2 separate regions of the Mus musculus genome follow, and region 1 is linked to region 2. Evidence: chromatin loops called from intact Hi-C (ENCODE). Cell type or tissue: heart. All regions are shown on one strand. Each heading gives the region's core, and the rest is flanking DNA. Links, peaks and the distances in the headings are about the cores only. Region 1 holds the start of AU015791 (expressed sequence AU015791). Region 2 holds the start of Bdkrb2 (bradykinin receptor, beta 2).

Evidence for each region. Peaks named below come from ENCODE experiments on the same cell type or tissue, not always from the same donor. Only the 100,000 strongest peaks of a DNase experiment are listed, where the experiment ranks them.
Region 1: it touches region 2 in a loop (2.1-fold over the local background); 7 of 42 quality-filtered maps call a loop at or near these places.

The regions. Positions count from the first base shown.
Region 1 is chr12:105,506,959-105,517,682 of GRCm38, forward strand. It overlaps AU015791 (expressed sequence AU015791), which reads left to right and starts at 6,475. Exons shown (of 5, transcript NR_102381.1): 1 at 6,475-6,609; 2 at 6,734-6,813; 3 at 7,068-7,173; 4 at 7,347-7,499; 5 at 7,793-8,291. It overlaps Gm40565 (a long non-coding RNA gene), which reads right to left. Exons shown (of 3, transcript XR_872958.2): 1 at 10,651-10,724; 2 at 9,299-9,460; 3 at 7,454-7,660. In heart, for the core only: no CTCF peak of the experiment used is centred there; no DNase peak of the experiment used is centred there; H3K27ac peaks cover 625 bases; H3K27me3 peaks cover 2,629 bases.
Region 2 is chr12:105,556,816-105,567,539 of GRCm38, forward strand. Bdkrb2 (bradykinin receptor, beta 2) reads left to right here and starts at 6,357. Exons shown (of 3, transcript NM_009747.2): 1 at 6,357-6,433. In heart, for the core only: no CTCF peak of the experiment used is centred there; DNase peaks (open chromatin) are centred at 5,476, 5,816 and 6,276; H3K4me3 peaks cover 2,192 bases; H3K27ac peaks cover 3,899 bases; H3K27me3 peaks cover 4,268 bases.

The DNA.
Region 1 (10,724 bases), core at 991-8,990, 50 kb before region 2:
TGGCAAACCCTTGGTTGCCAGCCTGGGAGGTGGAGACAAAAGCTCTCTGGGGCTTGCTGGGCAGCTGGTCTAACAGAATAGGAGAGGTCCGAGTCCCAGCAGAAACCCTGCCTCCAAATATAAGTTGGAGAGTAACGAAAGAAAACACCAAGGGTGACCTCTGACCTCTACACACACACACACACACACACATGCATGTACACCTACATACACATCACACACACACACACACGTACGCCTGCATACACACCACACACACTACATACACATGCATGTACACTTGCATACACATCACACAAACATTACACACACATACACGTACATCTGCATACATATCACACCTATACACACACACACATCCCCCCAATAATTATATGTACATGTTCTACCCAGATATACATGTAACCAGGTGGAAGCAGTGGGGAAAATATGTCACAGAGACCAAACTCGGGTAAAAAAAGAAGTCAGAACCAAATGAAACTCAAATTTGCTATTGTAGTCAGCCAGGCAGAAATGAAACTGTTCTAAAGAGATTTCTGAGTCCGTCAGTCTGAATATCAGACTACTGAAACAGTGAACGAACCCCAAAGAAATGGGACTCACCCCAAGAATCTCATGGTGGGGAAATGAAAAGGCCCAGGGCTGGGGGGAGCTTGTCTTCTGTAAGGCACAGCACAGGGTTCTAAGAGCACGTCAGACGCCCTCCCAGGGAGAGGGCAGCTCAGTGGTGGATGGGACCACACCTGGGCAGGAGTTTCCTAAGTGTGCTTCCCCCTCTTCATGTCACTCTTGACTGGCTTATTGAGAAGTGGTGGCCAGACCCAGGTTGTGAGTTCCAAGTTTGAAATAGCACAACCCTGTCACCACAAGACTCAGCGAACAGAAAGGACAGAAAGATTGTAAGGGTCAAAAAGGACTCCTAACAAACGGTACCTTCTGGCCACCACAGCACCCTCAGCAGCTGTGTGAGATCAAGCCAGTCGACATGCCAGCTCTGGTGGGGGAGGGGCACAAGGTTCCCCATCCCTAGGTGAAAAATCTGTTGGTAGCTGCTGGCTTACAGAAGAAAGAGTCCGTTTCTTCATGGGCGTGGCCCTGGGATGCGTCAATCACGCTCCAGTGAGTGGCCCCACACCCATTCACCTACCGACATCCCTAACTGGACTTATTAAATCTTTTTTTTTTTAAATCACTGAAAGTGGGAGGGAGCCATGGAAGGATCCAGGAAGAGTTGCAGAGGAAGTGGGAGTGGATATAATAAAATCTTTTATATTCAGTTATGAGATTCTCAAATGACTAATAAAGTGTAACAAATACCATCTATAAAAAGTCAGAACAACATGAAATAATTATACTACATAAGAGTCAATAAACACACTGAGAGGTAGGAATCTTCACTCTGGGTGAAGAAAATTTTAATGATGCATGGAATCTCACAGAATTATAAAATAAACGAAAACAAACGTGCCTGCGATGCCCAGAAGGCTCAAAGGAAACATCTTACTTGCTCAGGGAAGACTCAACAAATGGAGGCAGAAACTGTATCAAATTAGTACAAAAGGAGAGAAGAAGACAGGAAGGGAGGATTCTTCCCCCAAGAGTTTTGGAGGAAGCAAGGCTAGCCACGGCCTGGTTTGGGGACCTCTGACAATGTAAGTGAACAGTCTCCACGTTGACTTATGGAGTAAAGTCTTCAACCTCTCCACTTGTGACTGCTCCATGCCTGGGAACTCTCTACCTGGCTCTGGGTATGTAGGTGGAGAAAAGAAACACAGAAATGAAGTCCTTGCAGTGATGGGTCATAAAGGTGGTTAGTTGACAATGATTATTTTCTTTGTTTTTTTTTTTTTATTGGATAGTTTCTTTATTTACACTTCAAATGTTATCCCCTTTCCCAGTTCCCTTCCTCCTCCGGAAGAAGGCTCCTGTCCTACCCTCCCTCCCCCATCATTTTCTATACATATAACTTGACCATCTACTGATGCCCAGAGCAAATCTGCACACTGATAGAATGGATTGTTCATTGATTTTTTTTTTTACATAAAGAATGAAATCTTGGCTGAAAATTTGGTGCTGCGGGGTGCAGAGGATCATCAGCACCGTTCAGCGATGAGTCAGATTTTATTTTCATAATTATCGATACTGAAAGCATCTCTTCCCATAAACACCTAGTACAAAATGGCAGAAGAATAATTTGAGGACACACTGGAAACTCTATCCTAATCCTAAACATTTGAAGTTTGTTTTGATTTTTTTTTAAATAAAATTCAAGTTAGTGACTCAGAGAGTTATTTTTAAAACCAAGTATTCTAGCACAAAACAGTCTAAACGCAGACTAATGTGTTGCTGTTGTGCAGAGTTGTAGTGGTAGGGAAATCTCGGAAGTCTTTGGTTTCTGTGATTAAACCATTAGTTTCCCATAAGAGCCCAACATTTTGCTGCTGTGTAAACAATGTGATTTCCAGCATGCAGTAATCTCAGATAGGATCCAAGGCGTTGCAAGCAGAGATCGCTGGCGTTGCTCAGCGTGATGGAAGTCCCAGTATAGAGTGTGCATGTTGTGTGCTCAGGACCAAGGCTGCAGTGAGGTCACACTGTATCCCACTGCCAGCAATGCCGGGGATTCACTGCATGGTTGGTTTTGAATTCATTTGGGGTCCTTGGGTAGTCAGAGGCTTCATAGTGTTGCCAGTATCTTTGAAGCTCCCACATTCAGTTACAGGATACCCATAACGGGTCACATCCTGCAGTTTAAAGAGCAGGTGACAAAGGGCCACACAGTCGCCTGGTTTTCCACAGAGCTCCCTGTACAGTTCCACAAGGCATCTTTTCAAACAGTGGGGTTGTAGAAATATTTAGTCTCAACCAAGGGCTTCTACCCTGCCTTTGATTATGCAATTCCCAGTTAAAAGACGTGCTCGACCTTTGATTTATAATAAGCCTTTATCAGCACTAAAGCTGGTCAGCTATCTACCTTCTATGCTATTAGAATCTACTTTCCTAAAGATAATCCCGAGTTATTTCTTACTATGTTCCAACTGGGCTGCTCTTAACTCCAATTGGTCAGCCCTCACAGCCATGATTTTAAGATTCTAACCTCATGGCTTCTTCTCTCTCTACTTTCCTCTCTCTCATGGTCTCCTCCAACCATAAGCCCAGGAACCCCATCTATACCCCTTCTGTCCAGCTATTGGCTGTCAGCATCTCTGTTTAACCAATAGTTTTAAATTAGGAAGCAAGGTCCCATTCTACGGGTAGATTCTCTCATTCCTAGGAGCAGCTGGGCCTTGTGGGGCCAGTATTAGTTATTACAATACATATCACAAGATCGAAACCAACAGGTGGTGTAGCGACTCATTAGCTAAGACAAGAAAATCAACCCTTAGCCATCTGGAGTGTAAATAAATTCACTTTAAATGAATCATGGAACTAAAAGCTAAGATCATAAAACTTCAGACGAGATCAGGAGATAACTCTTGATGAGCCTTCATAGGTAAAATGTAAGGCAAAAAACAAAAACAAAAAACAAAAAAAGCACTAAACATAAAAGAAAAATTGAATTGGATTTTATACGTATCCAAATTTTCAGCTCTCCAAAATATATATAAAGATCTGGAGAGATGGCTCAGCAGATAAGCCTCATGACCTGAGTTTAATTTCTTCAATCTGCACAGTAGAAAGAGAGAGCTGACTCCCCAGAGCTGTCCTCTGAAATCCATGTGCATGCCACGGCATAAGTACACACACACACACACACACACACACACACACACACACACACCACAACTAATGACAAAACAAACCTTCAGAGGGTCATCACGAAGTGTGTACTTAGGCAACTCCCTGCGATGTAAGTGGCTTGCCAAGAGTATACAATGAGTCTTTACTGTTGCTGTCTCATTCCAGGGATACCTCTATGTTTCAAAGCAGGCTTCAGATTGTGACCTGCAGCTGCCCCATTCCACCCAGGAGGTCTCAAAACCCTGCTAGATAATCAGTCCACTGCACAAATTCTTTCTGGGGAAATGTGCTGACCCAGCAATTGATGGGCAGTAGCTAATCTCAGATTCTGAGAGGGAGGGGAAATGGGTATCCCTTTTTGATAGGCAGGACAGTGAAGGCCATGACAAATATGGAGTGTCTAAATTGAGGTAGAGGACTGTGATCATTTCTGCAATCTATTCTTTATCTTCCTCCACCTCCCATTTTATGACAAGGTCCAGAGAAGTTGAGTAACTCCCCTAAGGCCACTGTGGTGGTTTGAATAGGACCGACCCCGTAGACTCACATGCTTAAATGCTTGGCCCACAGGAAATGGTACTATTGGGAGGTGTGGCCTTGCTGGAGTGGGTGTGGCCTTGGTGGGGGAAGTGCGTCACTGTGGGGGCGGGCTTTGAGGGCTGAGGCTTTATATGCTGAAGCCACGCCCAGTGTACATAGACTCACAGTTGCTCCTCTTGCCTGCAGATCCAGATGTGGATAGAACTCTCAGCTCCTTTCTCCAGCACCATGTCTGCCTACATACCACCAAGCCAGCACCAGTTAAGATACTGGAATATATCTCAGAAACTGTGAGCCAGGCCCAATTAAATGCTCTCGTTGATAAGAGTTGCCACGGTCATGGTGTCTCTTCACGGCACTAGAAACCTTAAGACAGCCACGCAGCCAGCAAACGGCACAGTCTGCCGGGCTCCAATTTCAAGCAGTTTTCACAACAAAACCTCGATTTTCATCTTCAGGCATTTCCAAAGTCTTACGATATGTGATTTACTCTTCCCCCCTGCAATTTTATAGCCTGAGAAGATGAGCTCATGATGAGACAGGAAGTCCTCACGCAGCAGATGCTTCTGAGGCAATTCCAAATGTGACATAATTTCTAAACAGACTCGAAGTCCATGTCCGTTGGGCAGTGTGGGAGGGCTGAGACTGTCTCCAGGATATATTACCTACCCTCTGATCCACAGCGGGTCAGGAAACAAAGAGCAGAAAAAACGCCCACACAGGCCATTCCCGAAGAGCTAAGGCAATGCGGGCTCTCTTTCCTGGATTCATCCAGGACATATGTGGTGGTCGTGGCAGTTTCACAAGAAAGAGAAGGGGAGACGCCCTCTCTACACATGCTGAACATTCAGGCAACCAGTTCCTGTATTGCAATCCCAGATACAACTGGATCCATGGAAACCCCCTCCTCCACCATATTTAGAAACTTTATCAGACTGTTGCCAAAACAAGTCAACTTGGAGCTGTGACAGATGCGGTGCACCCGGCTACCAAGGAAGCTTTCTTGTTTCTGAGATCTCAGCAAGGGGTAGGCAAAGCAGTCGGGCAGTGCTCACTCAAAGCAGTGACCAGTTGGGTGGTGATTGCCCAGCCTGGAAGTGGGTGTGGCTAAGGTGTGGGCGTGGGAAATGAGGAGCCTGGAAATGTCCACATATACATTGACAAAGGGAGGAAGTGACCACACAGGCCAGAAGGGGCTGCCGCTGGGAGCTCATGTCTGTAACTAAAGCTATACAATGTTGCACCTCCAAACTTGAATGAGTCTTGTGTCTCTCATCCCTAAGTAAATGGAGTGGGTCTTACACTGTCCAATCACAGCGCTCCCCTGAAGGGCTAGGGTACCCTCCACCCGTCTGTGGGAAGAGCCTGACCTTGGGTGGGATATTTGAATCCCAGTACCAGGTAACTGTGGCACTCGGAAATGGAAACTGTGGGCACGCAGGTGCTCAGGGACTCTTGGCTTCTCTCAGTTGCACAGCCACAGTCTTCGTTGTAGATGTGGTGACTGGTTTCAAGGGTGATGGGTTTCTTAGTGTGCCTCTTCTGCAGTTCCATGTGAGCACAGTCTCTGACCCCTGCTACTGGAGATGGCTCACAGAAGCCAAACCTACTCCATCTGGGGACCGGACTCTATCTTTAAAAAAAAGAAAAAAGCCTGAAGGGCTGGAGAGATGGCTTAGTGATTAAGAGCACTGATTGCTCTTCCAAAGGTCCTGAGTTCAAATCCCAGCAACCACATCGTGGCTCACAACCATCCATAATGAGATCTGACACCCTCTTCTGGTGTGTCTAAAGACAGCTAGTGTACTTACATATAATAAATAAATCCTTGGACCAGAGTGAGCAGAGGTCCTGAGTTCAATTTAAAAAAAAAAAAAAAGCCCTAGAAATTGACCTGCAGCTAAACCCAAGCTGTAACCAAGCACAGGAAAGACCCTGTGCTTTGTCCTTGGCCCATACCCCAGAGTTACTCCCTAGCTATTTCCTCGAAAGAGTCAATCAGAGATTAGTCTGATTGTTTCAGATGTACTTACAGACCATTTGTGATTGTTCACGGTTTTGCTTCAGAGCACCCACCTGTTGGCTTACAATAGTCATAAAATTAGACACTTGCTAGGCTGATCTCCTCCCTCTTGCTGGTCATTTCCTATAAAGCCTTGTCCCGCTGAGAGCTCAGGGCTGCACCCTCCTGTTCTGCTGCATCAGAGAGGGTGATATAACCCAAGCTCACACTTGTAACTAAAGACCCTAGTGTGATTGCATCGGAGTCGGCTTCCTGGTGATCTTTTGGGGTTCACGGACACCTTCTGGGACAGCAGCTCCTGTTCGGTTTGGCTTCCCTGTTACTTGGATAAAACCCTGACCAGAAGCAACTTGGGGTTGGGTGTGGGGAGTGGCTGTTTTGTTTTGTTTTGTTTTGTTTTGTTTTGTTTTGTTTTTCTTCATCTTACAGCTCCAAATGGTAGTCATCACTGAAGGAAGCCAAGACAGGAATCTGGAGGCAGGACCTGAAGCAGAGGACCCTCAGCGGAGGTTCCTATCCTGGGTAACAAGTGGACACCAACTAGACAGAATATTCCCCAGCCCTGCTGTGACGGGTAGTCACTGTGGACAAGACTGGTGTCTGGTACCAAGGGAAAGGTGGGGCAGCAGACTAAAGCTGGAGTTCAGGGCAGGCTCGGGGTCTTGGTCACACACCATCATATAAGGAAGAAGCTCAGAGCAGGGTTCTAAGGTGACATGTGACATGTTCAGGTGCTGTGTGCTATGTTCCCTGGGCTTTCCAGGTTACACAGAAAACTTGCTGTTTGAATGCAGATCCTGGGGTTCCACGAAGGCACTGTGCCTTTGGTTATACGTGAGCCTCAGTTTCCTCTTGCCAAGGAGGGTGGGGTGAGTATCAAATAGGCGCTGGGTCCCATGTGTCCCTCAGGTCCAGTGCACAGCGTGGCTGCTGCTTCTCCTTATAGACTGTGAAATGTAAGATACCCCAAGTCCACATATTGTTGGACTTTCTTTCTTCAAGTTGGTGTGGTGTTCTGAGAGCACACATTTCTCTGCAACAGCCACGCCCCAAACTGGAATTCCCAAGGATGCATCACACTGAGCAGGACGGTTCACTCAGCCCCAAGCGTGGTCGCCCATAAAACTTGACACGGACACGGTGCCCCTGGCAGGTTTTATTTATAATCTGCCTGTGATCTGCTTCGGGAATACAAGTGAGTCTGTGTGGAGTGGCTCTCAGGTGTGGGGGTGGATGGAGTGGGCGGGGGTGTCACATAATTGTTGCTGCGTTTGCAGTATTTTCTCCCTATAATCTGGGAAGCTCTGCATGCTGGAATAATCTCGCAGGGAATATTCTGAGAAGGGACCTGTCTTCCTGTAATGAAAAGTTTTGGAATTATTAGTCCTAAGCAGCATCTTTGAGATTATCTGTGACCTTGGCCTCCCGATCAAATAGCAATTGGAAGAGCTCCTTCGACTGTCTCTCAGAGAGGCATTTTCTAATTAGTACTTGGAACCTTCCAGAACCAGAAGCACGCCATTTAAGTCTTCAACGCTCATTCCGTGGTCCTCAGATCCTCAGAGGAGGCTCTGTGTCCGCACCGGATCTGTCTCCTTTGAACCTACCTTTCTGGTCCCCATTCAGTCCTGTGCAGTCCAGAGAACCTGGCAGCTCTTCTGCAGCCAGATCTATCTTTGAACTGCTGTATCTCTTGTGGGTGAAAATGTGGGGCTCTGCTTCAGAGCAAAATTCAAAACAATCCAGGCTCTGGCAGGCTTTCTTCTTTCCACTGGTGTTTGTACTTAGTGTTTAATAAATATGGGGAGGGTCAAAATATGATGTCATTAGCACAAATTTGATTGAACATATCCGGGTTTTGTTTCTGGCCAGTGCTGGAAAGTGACTTGTGATCGCATGCTTCCTAAGTACGTGCTCACTAAGCTGCACCCCCCACTCCCTGTATCAAATTAAAAAAAAATAAAAGTAAGGGCATTGTGTTTGTAAATGGAATGGCTGGAGCTATGCAAATTTGTCACTCAAGATGACAACACCCTTAAGGCTTGGTTCTCTTCAGCTGAGTCTCCTGGTAGTGCAGACAGCAGCGCACATCACACTCCCATGCAAAGACACTGGTGCCCACTCGCTGTGACCCCCCCCCATCTACTCTGGGCATCATCTTCCTTTGGTGCAGGAGGTGGAGGTGACCCCCTAGCCTGCCCTCCCACTTGCCTCTTCGGCAGTTTACCAGATTAGTAGCCATCTCAGACTTCAGGTCAGTCCAGATCCGTCCCCACAGCTTACAGGAGAAAAGTCTGTGCCCTTCTCCAAAGCCAGCACAGCAAGTCACACACAATCCAAGTTCAGCACCATCCAGCCCCACCCTCAGGCTGCTTCCGCTCCTGCTGGGGAGTCCTGACCACCACAACTGCTACAGCTCAGGCCTCAGATCCCCAGGACGTGGCTCAGGATGACAGTGGCTCAGGACTCAAAGGGGATCCTGGGCAAATCTGCTTCAGTAAAGAAGGATGCTAAAAGTGTGGGGGGGGTGTAAAGCTGACCCCAATATACAGCCACTGAGACTTCTCATAATCTTCTTCTAGAGCTAGGATCTTTGGGGATGATCCAAATTGAAACAAGGGTGTATGGATTTCACATCCCTAGTTAGCTAGTCACCAGCTGTGACTTCCCCCTGGGCACTGGGTGGAACAAAGTGGGTGACAGAAGATAGGCATTGCCCAGGGAAGGATGTCTGGGACCATGGTCAAAATGAAGTCCTGAAAGTGAAGGCTTTTATTCATGTTAATGAGCAAGATAAAAGAGATTTTTCTCAGTTGCAGGGAACCTTGGGGAGGCACCCTACTATCGACACAAGCTGGTCTAACCACATAGCTTATACCCAAGCCAAGACAGCTCTGGAGGGAATATGGGGAATTTTATTAACAATTGCTAGTGTAACAAGTTTCAGCGTCACTTCACAGATGGAGAAACTGAGGCACAGAAAAGGTAACTCACCTGCTTGTGAAAAGCAGTTGCCATATGGCTGAGCCAGTCTTCACACAGACAAACTTTCAAGACATCGTACAGGCAGAATCCTCAGAACAGGTAGGGATGGGTCGGTTGGAGACGGTGGAGATAGAAAGTGCCCAAGGTTAGGCATGAGCACTGCGAAGAGCCCTGATGAGATGTGGTGTACAAGAAAGCAGAGAAGAGAGAAGGAAGCACTGTTTCTGCTACTCTAACAGATCACTTGAGTCTGAGTAGTTTATAAAGAAAAGAGGTTGCTATGGTTTGAATAGGACCACTCTCCTCTGAAAACCTATCTTGAAATCTCATCTCCATTCTGAAGTTTTGTTTTGTTTTTTGTAAATCATGAGCCACCATGCCTGGATGAAACTCGATTTTCCTCCTTTCTTTCTTTCTTTCTTTCTTTCTTTCTTTCTTTCTTTCTTTCTTTCTTTCTTTCTTTCTTCCTTCCTTCCTTCCTTCCTTCCTTCCTTCCTTCCTTCCTTCCTTCCTAGATTGATTGGTTGATTGATTGATTTAATGTATATATGAGTACACTGTAGATGGTTGTGAGCCTTCATCTGGTTGTTGGGAATTGAATTTTAGGACCTCTGCTCACTCCAGTCAACTCTGCTTGCTCAGTCCCTGCTCGCTCTGGCCCAAAATTAACTTATTATTATAAATAAGTACACTGTGGCTGTCTCAGATGCACCAGAAGAGGACGTCAGATACTCTTACCTGCTGAGTCATCTCGCCAGCTCCCCATTATGAGGTTTTTAAGGGCAAACCGAGTCTCTACCCAGCTCTGGTGGCTAAGAGTGTGGCCTGGGTCTATCTGAGGCCAAACAAGGAGGGCCGTCATGGTTGAACCCGGTGGCTCTCTAGAAGAGAGAACCCATGCGGCACTGCGTGGGGCCTTGGGACTCAGCCAGCAAGAAGGCCGTGACCATGTGTGGGCAGTTGACATCAGACCAGGACTAGGAGCCAAAATAAACCTCTTTTACAACTTAGCCAGCCTGCGGTCTTGTGTTATCAACAACGGAATACGAGCTGAGGCCGAGGTTTACTTTGGCTTCAGAGTCTGGAAAGCGCAAGACGCATTGCCTACGTGTGCTGAGGGCTTAGGGGGCACTTCACGTGGCTTCAACTCCTGGTGGGGGGAAGGAACCAAGCAGGTGTGTGCAGAGAACACAAAGTGCCTGCAGCAAGCGGCCTCTCTTCCAACCCCCTGTCTAGAGATAACCAATTCAGTCCCCAGAGTGCAAAACCTCACCCGCCCCGGAGATAATTAGTCCTGGTCCCCAAAGCTAGGCATTAATCTCTCTCGGGAACATAATGTTCTCTTAAAGGCCCCATCTCACCTCAGTACTGATCCATTGGGAGTTAAGACGCCAGACATGAGCTTTGGGGAACGTGTTCCGGTCACAGCAGTGGA
Region 2 (10,724 bases), core at 1,607-9,606:
GGTTAGTGAGGGAGTGAAGTGGGAGGGGGATAGTGAATGCTGGGAGCAAGAGAAGCAGGGGATTTAGAGCCCAGGACACCTGGGCAGTGAAGAAGCCAGCTGGCACACAGGCAGGACCGGTGGCTGTGCATAGATCACAGAGGACTCCTGACTGCACACCACACCGGTGGTCAGGAGGATAAAGTCTGAATTTGGGACAGGAGGGAAAAGAGGCAGGAAGTGTTCTAAGTCCCTTCAGATATCCACATGTCAAACATTCCAGCCAACCACCCCTGCTTCCTCTGTTATAGGTCCCTCGAGCCATTGGAGAAGTCCCCAAAGGTCCCTTTTAAGCTGCGCTCCACTACTAACTTGAGGGGTTCCTCTTCCTGAGCCTCAATCTCAGATAAAGAGGATGGGAGACTGAGAGGGCCTGGGGAGGACTCTGGCCACGGTGGTCAGACAGCTGGGCGAAGATCCCAAGTATGAGGGAAGAGATGGCATGAGGACCCAGGCAGATCAGCTCCCTGGTACTTCCAAGCAGCATCAGGCTTAGGTCAGCGGGATGCTGGGAACCGGCTCTCTATACCCCTGAGTAGCCCTTCCCAGCTTGGAAAGGCCCCGGCCAGTGCACTGGCCTCAGGAAGTGAGTAACTGCCTCTCCCTGCCTGCTGGCAGCAGCACAAGCCGGACGGAGCTGGGAAGTGCAGCAGCTGCCTGGTATTGAGGAGGCCTTGCTAGTGATGGGTCTACCATCCTCAGAGGGGCATGCCTGCATCCTCCTCCCAGAGAAGCAGAAGAGGTAGACAGAGGACAGATAGATCTTCAACACCTGTCCTCTCTTACCCCTGCACCAAGAATTGCTAGAACCTCACTTGTTTCGAGTTTATTCATTTACAATCCATTCCTAAGCCTGGGCAAGGGGCCCACATATCATCTTCCCAGTGTTAAGGCAGAGGGCCTGGGCAAGGAGCCCAGTGTATCTGTTGGGTGCACAGGAATCCCTAACTATGAGGCATAACTGCTTCAGGGGCAAGAACAGACTTGTGTACACATCTCAGTCTTTAAGTATAAAAGGAACAGAGGTCAGAGGTGGGGTGTACCTTCCAAACTTTGGCAATTTCACCCCTTCTCCCTGGTGTCACCCATCAGTACCTCAGGTGTAAGTATAACTTACCTCCCTGGAGGATTCGTCCAGATCTCAAATAGAAGTGGGGGTACTTGACTCAAGGGGCTCAAAGTGAGTCTGAGGTTGGGGGTGCCCTAACCTGACCTATGCTTTCTATCCTCACCAGAACCTGCGTTAGACTCTGAGAGAAGATGCACTTCCTGTAACATCAATGGCCAGAGACCCTGTCTCAGGCCTCCTGCTCAGGTGCCTGCCCAGCACTGGACACCCACTTATGCTAAGTACAGCTCATACTAAGTACAGAGATAGAAGAGAGAAGATCTGTTCTTGGGTGTCTTTAGTTCCAGGGCAGAACACAGTACAGAGCTGGAGGAATGCTCCGGGCCGAGAAGGGAAAAACAGGTGAACTTGGCCTCCATGTCACGTACTACGTATCAGGTCCCTCACTCAAAAAACATGGCTGATGGAGGAGGGGGTGTCATGGTATGGAAAACAGCAAAGGGTTGAAGGCTACGGCTCAATGGGTGGTAGAACCCTTGCCTATTGTGCATAAGGTCTTGGGGTCAAACTCTGAGAAAGGAAGAGAAGGACTAAGCAACAGAAAGGGGAGAGCCAGTGAACAACTGGGCACAACGCTCGCCAAACAAGATCCAGATTTGAGCCTCATCACGGCATTTCATTAAATCAGCACTAAAACCAGAAGAAATAGAAGAAATTCACAGTGTAAGACAGCATGTGTAACATGATGGACGTATAATATCATGCATGTTGCTTAAGAAGCCAGTTATAACACACACACACCTAAATGCAAAGACACACACACTATGGTCCCCCACAGTCTCATGTGTTTGACTGCTTGGTCTGAGGGGGTGGCACTATTAGGAGGTGTGACCATACTAGAGGAGGTGTGGCTTTGTTAGGGAAAGTGTGTCACTGTGGAGGCGGGGCTTTGAGGTCTTAAATGTTCAAGCTATGCCAAGCATGGAGCACATCCGATCCCTTTCTGGTGCCTTCAGATGAAGATGTAGAACTCTCAGCTCCTCCTGCACCATGCCTGTCTGGATGCTGCCATGCTTCCCACCATGATGATAATGGACTGAACCTCTGAAACTGTAAGCCAGCCCAGTGAAATGTTTGGGTTTTTTGTTTTTGTTTTTGTTTCTAATAAAAGTTTCCATGGTCATGGTGTCTCTTCACAGAAATGGGAACCCTAACTAAGCCATTGAAATTTTTTTCAATTTTTATCTTATGGTAGAGCTCAAACAATAGAGAACTACACACATTATGTCTACTCTCAGGTTTTGAGTGAGTAGGTGTGTGCATGCAGGTAGGCCTGAGGTCAATCATCACTGCTATTTTCTGAAAGGCAGAGTCCATCTTTTCTTTTTTTCAGACAAGTTTTCTCACTGGCCTGGAACTCACCAAGTAGGTTAGCCTGGCTAGTCTTGGAGCCCCGGGGACCCCCACCTTTCCCCTCCTTTCCAGTGCAGGGATTAAAACACAGGCCATGACAACAGCATCCATCTCTTTCACACGCATCCTGGGTACCAAGCTCTGGTCCTTAAGCTTGTGAGACAAGTGCTTTACCCACTGAGCTGTCTCCCAGCCTCTCTCAGCCTTCATTTCCTCATCCAGCTTCCTTCACTGCTGTGTAAAGATAGTGGAATAGTGTAATCACATGCTTAAAGAAGGCCTGGTCCGGAGAGTGCCCATCTCCATGAACAAGGACCAACTCTGTGTCCCATAATGCCCCTTCAGGGTTGGGCAGGAGATCCCTGTTGAGTATCCAGGCCCAGAGAACCAACTGTGGGGGTTGCTGAATGTGTTACAAGGTGGCAATCAGACAAATTGATAGCTTAAACCCTAAGATCCAAAGTCAGGACCGACCTTTGCATTCCGACACAGATGTGTGGGTCTGATGCAACTTGCCACAAATTAGAATCACCAGAGTCGAGAACCTCAGTGGAGAGTTGGTCCCAATTGCCTTAATTAATGTGGGAAGAAACTCCCCCCAAATGGGTAGCAACTACTGGGCAGTCCAGATTAAAAGAGGAGTGTAGGGGGACATGGGCAGAGAAGACCCTCTTCTTGATTGGCCTCCCTCGTGCCTCTGGGATAATTTACCCTGTTGCTGCTGATTCCTTCAATGATATCAGACCCAGAATAGAATTTCCAGGCTTCCATAGTAGACTGAGTCCAGAGGCTCTTCAAGAACCATCTGGGTTTTCAGTACCAGATTGGAACTGCTAAGGTGCCCGGTCTTAAGGAGCAAAAACTACTCAGTTCTCAGGCTCTCAAGTGTGTGAGAGAGCTGTTCTTACTATTTCAACATAAGCTGATTTAATAAATTCTTTCAATACATGTACATATGTAGATAGACAGCTAAGTAGAAGATATGTGTACATATATGTAGATATGTAGATGGACAGACAGGTAGAAGAGATGGATAGATAGATAGATAGATAGATAGATAGATAGATAGATAGATAGATAGATAGATAGATAGATATCCAGTCACAGCTTTCTGGTCAAAACCAACCATTGATTTCTGGACAAAATCACAGGCCAGTTCTTGAAGCTTTGGGGACGTCTTTCTTTCCCACCAACACAGAGAATGTTCTGGAACATTGCAGCAGAGAGGTGGACGTTCACAAATGTATTGGTATCCTGCTCTATGCGGTTCTGTTTTACTTGGCCTCTCCTTCACACAGTTAGGTTGGGTGGGGGGACTCTTCCCTTCTTCATTCCAGTTATGGGGTGCCCACTTGGCATGGGTGATAAATAGCAGTAAAAGATGGGGCTCCCTGCTTGTGGATCTTAGCCCACCAAGAAAAACCCCATGGCTGGTGCAGGAGATGCAGGAGTTGGTGGACACACACGGGACATGGTACCTGGACAAACATATTGGATGTCCCCAAACAGCCTTCCAGAAACCAGGGACTACCATCCAGGGCAGAGATCACAGCCAGTGCAAAAGCCCACAGTTGGATGTGATCCTGACACACTTGGGAGCTGAGAGGGCATCTTGGGGCTAAGGCACAGAGGACTGAGGTGGCTGGAAACTGTACTAGAGGAGAGTGGGGCACAGGGGAACCTTTGTATGTTGTGTGAAGGACCCCAGCTAGGTGAGGAGGCTACAGGAGTGTCACAGGAACACCTGGCCCCCTCCATTGCCCTCTCTGAATATAGTGGAGGGCTGAAGGCTGGAGCCCTGCCCAGACTGAGCTTCCCTCTGCAGCCCCCGCACAAGCACACACAGTGCAGAGGACGTCAGAGGCAGCCACCTCAGAGAGCTTTCAGAAAGAGCTGAGCCAGATTTGCTCAGAGCAAAAGCAAGGCGAGAAAAGCAGACAAAGCCAGAGAGGACCAGTTACCAGCTCGTAAGGAGGAGCGCTTTGAAATGACTGCACAGCCTGCTCTGCCCTCAGGGACTGGCCGGACGTACGCCCATCCCTCCTTTTCTGCTGCCTATGAATGCCTGAGATGAACAGGTGGCTAGATGAACCAGTGGGTGTAAGAGAGAAAGGAGAGGGTGACAGTGGAGAAAGGAGAGAGGAGAGAGAAGTGGGGAGGAAGGAGGGAGAGGAGGAGGAAGAGAGGAAGGAGGCAGGGAGTGGCATAAAGACATAGGTGGCTAGCTGGAGGAACAGTTCATTATTAGTGTCAATAAACAGGGGTGTGGGTGTCTATAAGTTTTCTAGATTCGTCTGACAGCTGGACACAACAACATAACTCCAGGTGACTTACAAGAGAAGACTTCTTCCAGTGCCACACTAGCGTTCACGACAGCAAGTCAGACCAGTAGGGGCAGCTTCTGTCGGGGTGACAGATGGGGCTAGCTAACCTGGGAATTATCAACTCTGATGTTCTCGTGGTATAGGACTCTTCCGAGCTGCTGAGGATCTGGCTTCGAGGTGAAAAGGTCAAGTGCTTCCCATCAGAAAACCCAGCAAGAAAAGAGTTTGGAACGTGAACGGAGTCTGTCACTCCAGACCAACCAGCACTCTACAGAATGAGGGCAAGATAGTGGGGCTTTGGGGGAGGGGGGGCATTGTTCTTGGTTTTGAGTCTGCTTCCCAATATGGAGAGCTAAGCAGACCTCTGACTCTAGACCCTGCAGCCTTGGTTTCTGTGAATCACCACTCAGCTTCTGTCTGCTCTGCAAAGCTCATGAAGGACCCTTCCCTTGTGACCCTTCAGGGCTGTGGTGGTTTCCCCTGCACGAGTGGGTAGGCACACAGCATCATCTTAGCCAGATCACAGGCTCACTCACCCAAGTGGACCAGAGGTCCCATGCCTCGGAAGCTCCCTGTGGTCAGACAGGCCAGAGGTGCAGATGGGGCAATGGGACACTCAGGTCACAAGAGCTTTGACTCATTTCAGTCAGTCTGAAGCCAAGACAGGGTTGGATTCACGACCTCTGCCGCTGCCCCATCCCTATTTGGTCAGGGACAGGGGGACAGCTGCTGGAGCTCTGTCTGTGTGCATTCCTGGAACCCTAGGCTCTCTCTGGACTGGTCTCTGATCTTCCCTGCATCCTCCTCTCATCTGGAGAGGAAAGCGCAATGGGTCTTTAGCAGATCTTCAAAGAAAATGAAAAAAGACAGAGCTTAGAAGGAGAGGAAGAAACTGCTTCTAAATTCCCCAGAGGAAGTCCCGTATCTGGCAGGGGCCAGCACACAGCTCACTCAAGGACTTGGCCAGCAGTGTGTCCCTTGTCTGAGTTGTATCCTAGTTTCTGCCTCAGCACCCCTGGGAGTTGTGCACGGCCAAAGCAAAATAAAAAACACGTTCAGAAACCCTCCATCCCAACTGGCTGCCTTCTATTTACATCCTCTGTAAATGCCCACTGTTTGCACCTAAAACTCAGGAGCAAAACAATCACTTCAGGAGACCCTGTCACGGTAAACAGTGTTGTGTTAAACACAGGCATTCACGTGGTCTCCGTGGCTGTTCGAGCTGCAGGGGAAACATTTACCAGCCTAGGCTCCGGGACCCGACCATGGTCTGCACCCACGGGGGACAACCTGTGGCCATCCTGATTTGGCCTCCGCAGCTAGGAGGTCCAAAAGCACCACCGCTAAGAACTGCTGCTGATCCCGGAGGGAGCCTGGAGCTGATCTGGACTAGAGGTGGAGGGGGGAGGTGCCCAGGAGAGTGATGACATCACCGGCCAGCCCTTGAAAGATGAGCTGTTCCCCGTGCCACTCCAGCTTCGCTCCTCAGGGGAGTGGATAGTAGGGCTGTTGGGAAGGCGTGTCAGGCAGCCGCTGAACCTGGACCGAGGGACTCCCTACAACACAGAACCGGCTCGCTTGAGAAAAGGTGAGTTTCCGGCATGGGCTCGTTAATGGAGAGCGCAACTATCCCAGCTGAAATTGAGTCTCGGGGAACTGGAGGAAGATTCCTTCCTCCCCTAGGTCTGAGAAATGAAGCGAGGAAGGATTACAGATGCTTACAGGCAGGGGGTTTGCCTTGCCTGTTCCAGCTCATCTTTTCCCTGTGAGCGACCAGTGGTTTGAGTTTTATAGGTTTCATGTAGACACCATGGGCTAAAGGAGTGAGCGCCAGGCAGCAGGACAGGTGTCCAGAGTCCGGCTTTTTATTCACTGAGCCACTGATGGTATTTTGTGACCCCCGGAGAGTCGCTGTCACGTCTCTAGGCCTTGTTTTCTCTGTCTGCAAAGTGTTTGGCGGAGATTAATACAGAAAGGAGACTTTGTCTGTTGCGCCTCATCTGGGCCAGTGGTGGCAGCTTTAATCCACAAATACTTAGTGTCCCCTGCCCTGTTCTTCCATCAAGGTAGTGCTTATGGGTGAGCTTGGTGTGTTGTCTTGGGTTCAAATCGCAGCTCCGCTTTTACCCCATGGGTAACATAGTTGGCGAAGATTTTATATCTCGGGACCAGGGCCACAAAGAAGACTCGGCGGCTCCTTTTAATGCAGACAGAAATGCGATCTCCCCACGGCGGCGCGGCGCGCCACGTGTGCAATTTGCGTTACCCAGGTTGCTGGTTGGTAGCTCCGTGGCCTCTGTGTTGGGTGCAGCAGTGATGCTCGCGGGTTAGGCAGGTTAGAATGCGCCTTCCTGAGTCACAGGCTGCCTGTGGCTCTCTCCAGCCCTCCACAGGAAGCAGGAGCTCTGCCGAGTGTGGGTGTGGTGCCATGCCAGACACAACTCCTGGCCCTTCTGTGTCAGAGAAGGGCTTGTAGAGAATCTGGTCCCCCGCTGTGCCCTAACAGCAGTGTGGGTGTTGGGAACACCCCCACAGTTGTGAGACTCGGGAGCGGAGTTTGCTGTTTTCCTCCGCTTGGATCGGGGCAGGGGCAGGCAGGAAAGGGGGGCTGGAGAAAATATTAAAAGTGGAAAAACTCCTGTGCTTGCCTGGCAGTGGACCCTAGGAGTCCATGACAGCTCTATCCTGAACTTGCGCACTGCCGCTTGATGTGTTAGGGGGGAAAGAAAAATCCCCTGTAATCACACCCTGCAAGGCCCCCAGCACAGATGGGGAAACTGAGTCTGGAGAAGGTCACAACTTCACCAAGTCCTTCTTACATTGCCAAGGGACTCCCATAACTTCATGGGAGGCGGGCTGTGTCACCTTTAAAAAAATGAAAAGATGGATTGACTGAGCCTGTGTAAGGATGCTGCTCCAAGCAAACGGGATCAAACCCAGAATAACTGGACCGTCTGACTTCTGCTAACACAGTGACTGGCTGGACAAGAATTTCAGGGTGTCTTAGAGTGACATTAGGGCTACCCTTCTCTGCTGCTCAGGTGTGGCCTGTAAGGGACCACATGGGTCGAGGGAGAGTCATATAGATTGCCAAGGGGGCTCGGCTTCCAGAATGAAGGTGGGACCCGCACCTCTATATCTCAATCATGGGATGGACAGTTGACTGCTTTAGAACTGGGCCCCATAGCCGCTATTTGCTGAATACATGAATAAAGGTTTGCTGAATGGACAGCTGCAGTGCTCACACTGAGAGCACTGAGAACACACGGCCTGATGTCAAGTTAAAGCAGCTGGTTTGGGAAGCTGACATTGTGAGCACCCCGTGACATGCTGGAGAAAGCGCATAAAGTCTATGATGATACACATAGGGTCAGGAGGGATGGGGTGGGTTAGATGAGAACCCTTTGAACTTTCCCCTTTCGTTTTCTGTGAACCTAGAGCTGTTCTCAGGGAAAGCTCGTGGATCAGGTGGGTCTGTGTTTTGCTTTAAGAAGTCAAAGGCCGTGGGTCAAGGCATAAGAACCCACTGACACCAGAGACTCTAGTGATCACTTGCAGCACGTGGTCCTTGGCCCAGGAATCCCCAACCATAAACAATTGCCTTGGTGTGCATGCTGGGGCCAGTGTGCATCTCAGGATCAGGAAGATGGTTGTTGCCCATGGTCTGGTCCATCACAGGAGGGCTCTAAGCCAGCGATCCTCTCCTCATGTGGTGGTAACCAGCTTCCCCAGAGCCACAGCATATGTACTGTTGTTATGAGCTGTATGAGTCAGCTCTCCTTGGCCGGAATGTCCTCGGCCCTTCACCTGCCCTCTGAGAAAGGGGTCACATGGTAAGCTTTCCTGATTTTCTGGGGAGCCTACACCCAAGACACACACCCAGAGCTGCATTCCACAGCAAACTGAACAATCCATCTCTCGATGATTCTGTCACCAAGGTGGGGTCTCTGAGACTCTGGAGGCCAAAAAAAAAAAAAAAAGTGGAACCCTAGAGACCCCACCACTTTGTCAGAGGTCACAGTGAGAGGGACAAGCGGGACATTGGGTCCAGACCTCAAGGGTGCCACGTACGGATCGAGAGACTCTGAGTCTCTGCTCACTTGCCTGTGATACGGACAAGTGTCCCCACTTCAGAGGAGCCCTGCACAGCTCCTTAGAGTACAGACTAGAGGGAACACCACTGAGAAGGAGATCCCCCCTCCTCTCTTCCTCTCCTCCCCTCCTATCTTCTCCCTTCCCCTTCTCCCCCTCCCCCTCCTTTTCTCCCTCTCCCCTCCTGTCTTCTCTTCTCCTCTCCCCTTCCCTCCTCTCTCCTTCTCTTCCCTCCCTTCCTCTCTTCCTCTCCCCTCCCTTTCTCCCCCTCCTCTCCCCTCCTCTCTTCTCCCCTCCCCTTCTTCCCCTCCCCTCCCTTCCCCTCCTCTCCCTTCCTCTCTTCTCCCCTCCCCTCTTCTCTCCCTCCCCTCTTCTCCTCTCCCCTCCCCTTCTCTCCCTCCCCTCCCCTCTTCTCTTCTCCTCTCCCCTCCTCTCTTCCTCCCCCCTCCTCTCCCCTTCCTCCTCTCTCCTCCTTTTCTCTCCTCTCTTCTTTTCACTGTTTTTCTGAAGGTAAGCTAGAATAGAATCCCTCCTCCCCCACCACCCTGCCTAGGGCAAGCCATTAGCTCTCAGAGCCTTGGCTCTTTCCACTATAAATAGCACCTGGATCAGAAACTACCTAAAAATTCAAATTGGAAACCCCCATGAGAGTCTGGAGCACTCAGGGACAGCCCTAGTCTCCCACAGCAGTGCCTCTGGAAGGCCAGTCACAAAGAAGGTGAGGAAGGAAAAGGTGCTGCAGCTACACAGTTGAAGAACAACCAGGGGACAGGGCTTCTGGCTCCTGCAGCACCCTACGGGAATTATAACATGCTAGTGAAGCATGGGACCTCGACACACCAAGATGTTAGCATGAGAGATGCATTTCCACTCTTCTGACTCGACTATCAATCAGTCTTGTGATGTATTCCATAAAGAAGCATTCATCTGTCTTTTTTTTTTTTTTTAAATGAGGGCCAGGGCTATACCTTATCTGGCAGAAGTAAAGTCCTGGATTTCTTTCCTAGCACCTCAAAAAATGAGGTGGTGTGGTGGTTGGCTGTTTTTCAACTTGACACAAACTAGCATTATCTGAAAAGAGGAAACTCAGTTGAGGAAATGCCTCCTGCGGGCAAGCCTGTGGGACATTGTCTTAATTGACAGGGAAGGACCCAGCCCCCTGCGGTCAGTGTCCTCTCTGGGCAAGCGGTCTTGGGTTGTATAAGAAAGCAAATGGAGCCAGCCAGGAGGAGCAAGGCAGTCGGCAGCTTTTTCTCCATGTTTCCTGCTGACAGTTCTTGCTTTGGCTTTCCGCCATGGACTGTGTTCCAGGATTTGTAAGCCAAATAAACCCTTCCCTCCCCAGGCTGCTTTCTCACAGCAACAGAAAGCAAGCTGAGATGGAGGGTAGCTCAGTGGATGTATAGAGGTAAGGACGAGTAACTGGAAGTGCCTGTGTGTCCTTCTGCTTGGTCATGGGCATCTGCCTGTGAAACCAGGAGGCATCTGAAAAGGGAAGGAAAGAGACAGCCTGGTGGGCTTCAGGGAGGAGGGTAACAGGGCCGGATCACACCAGGAGGGAGGCTAAGGGTCAAGGTACTTCCTTTTATACCCTTTGAAACTATCATGGGCCTGCAAGTCCCTTTGCAGAAACTTAAATGAAACCTTAGAAGCAAAGCAAATAGAAACAGAAAAAGAAGACAAGTCAGGTGGGGCCTCCTCGCACCTGGAACCCCCAAATCCAGAAAGCTGAGGCAGGAGGATTGCCCCAGGTATGAGACCAGTCTGGGTGACCTTCTGAAGTCTAT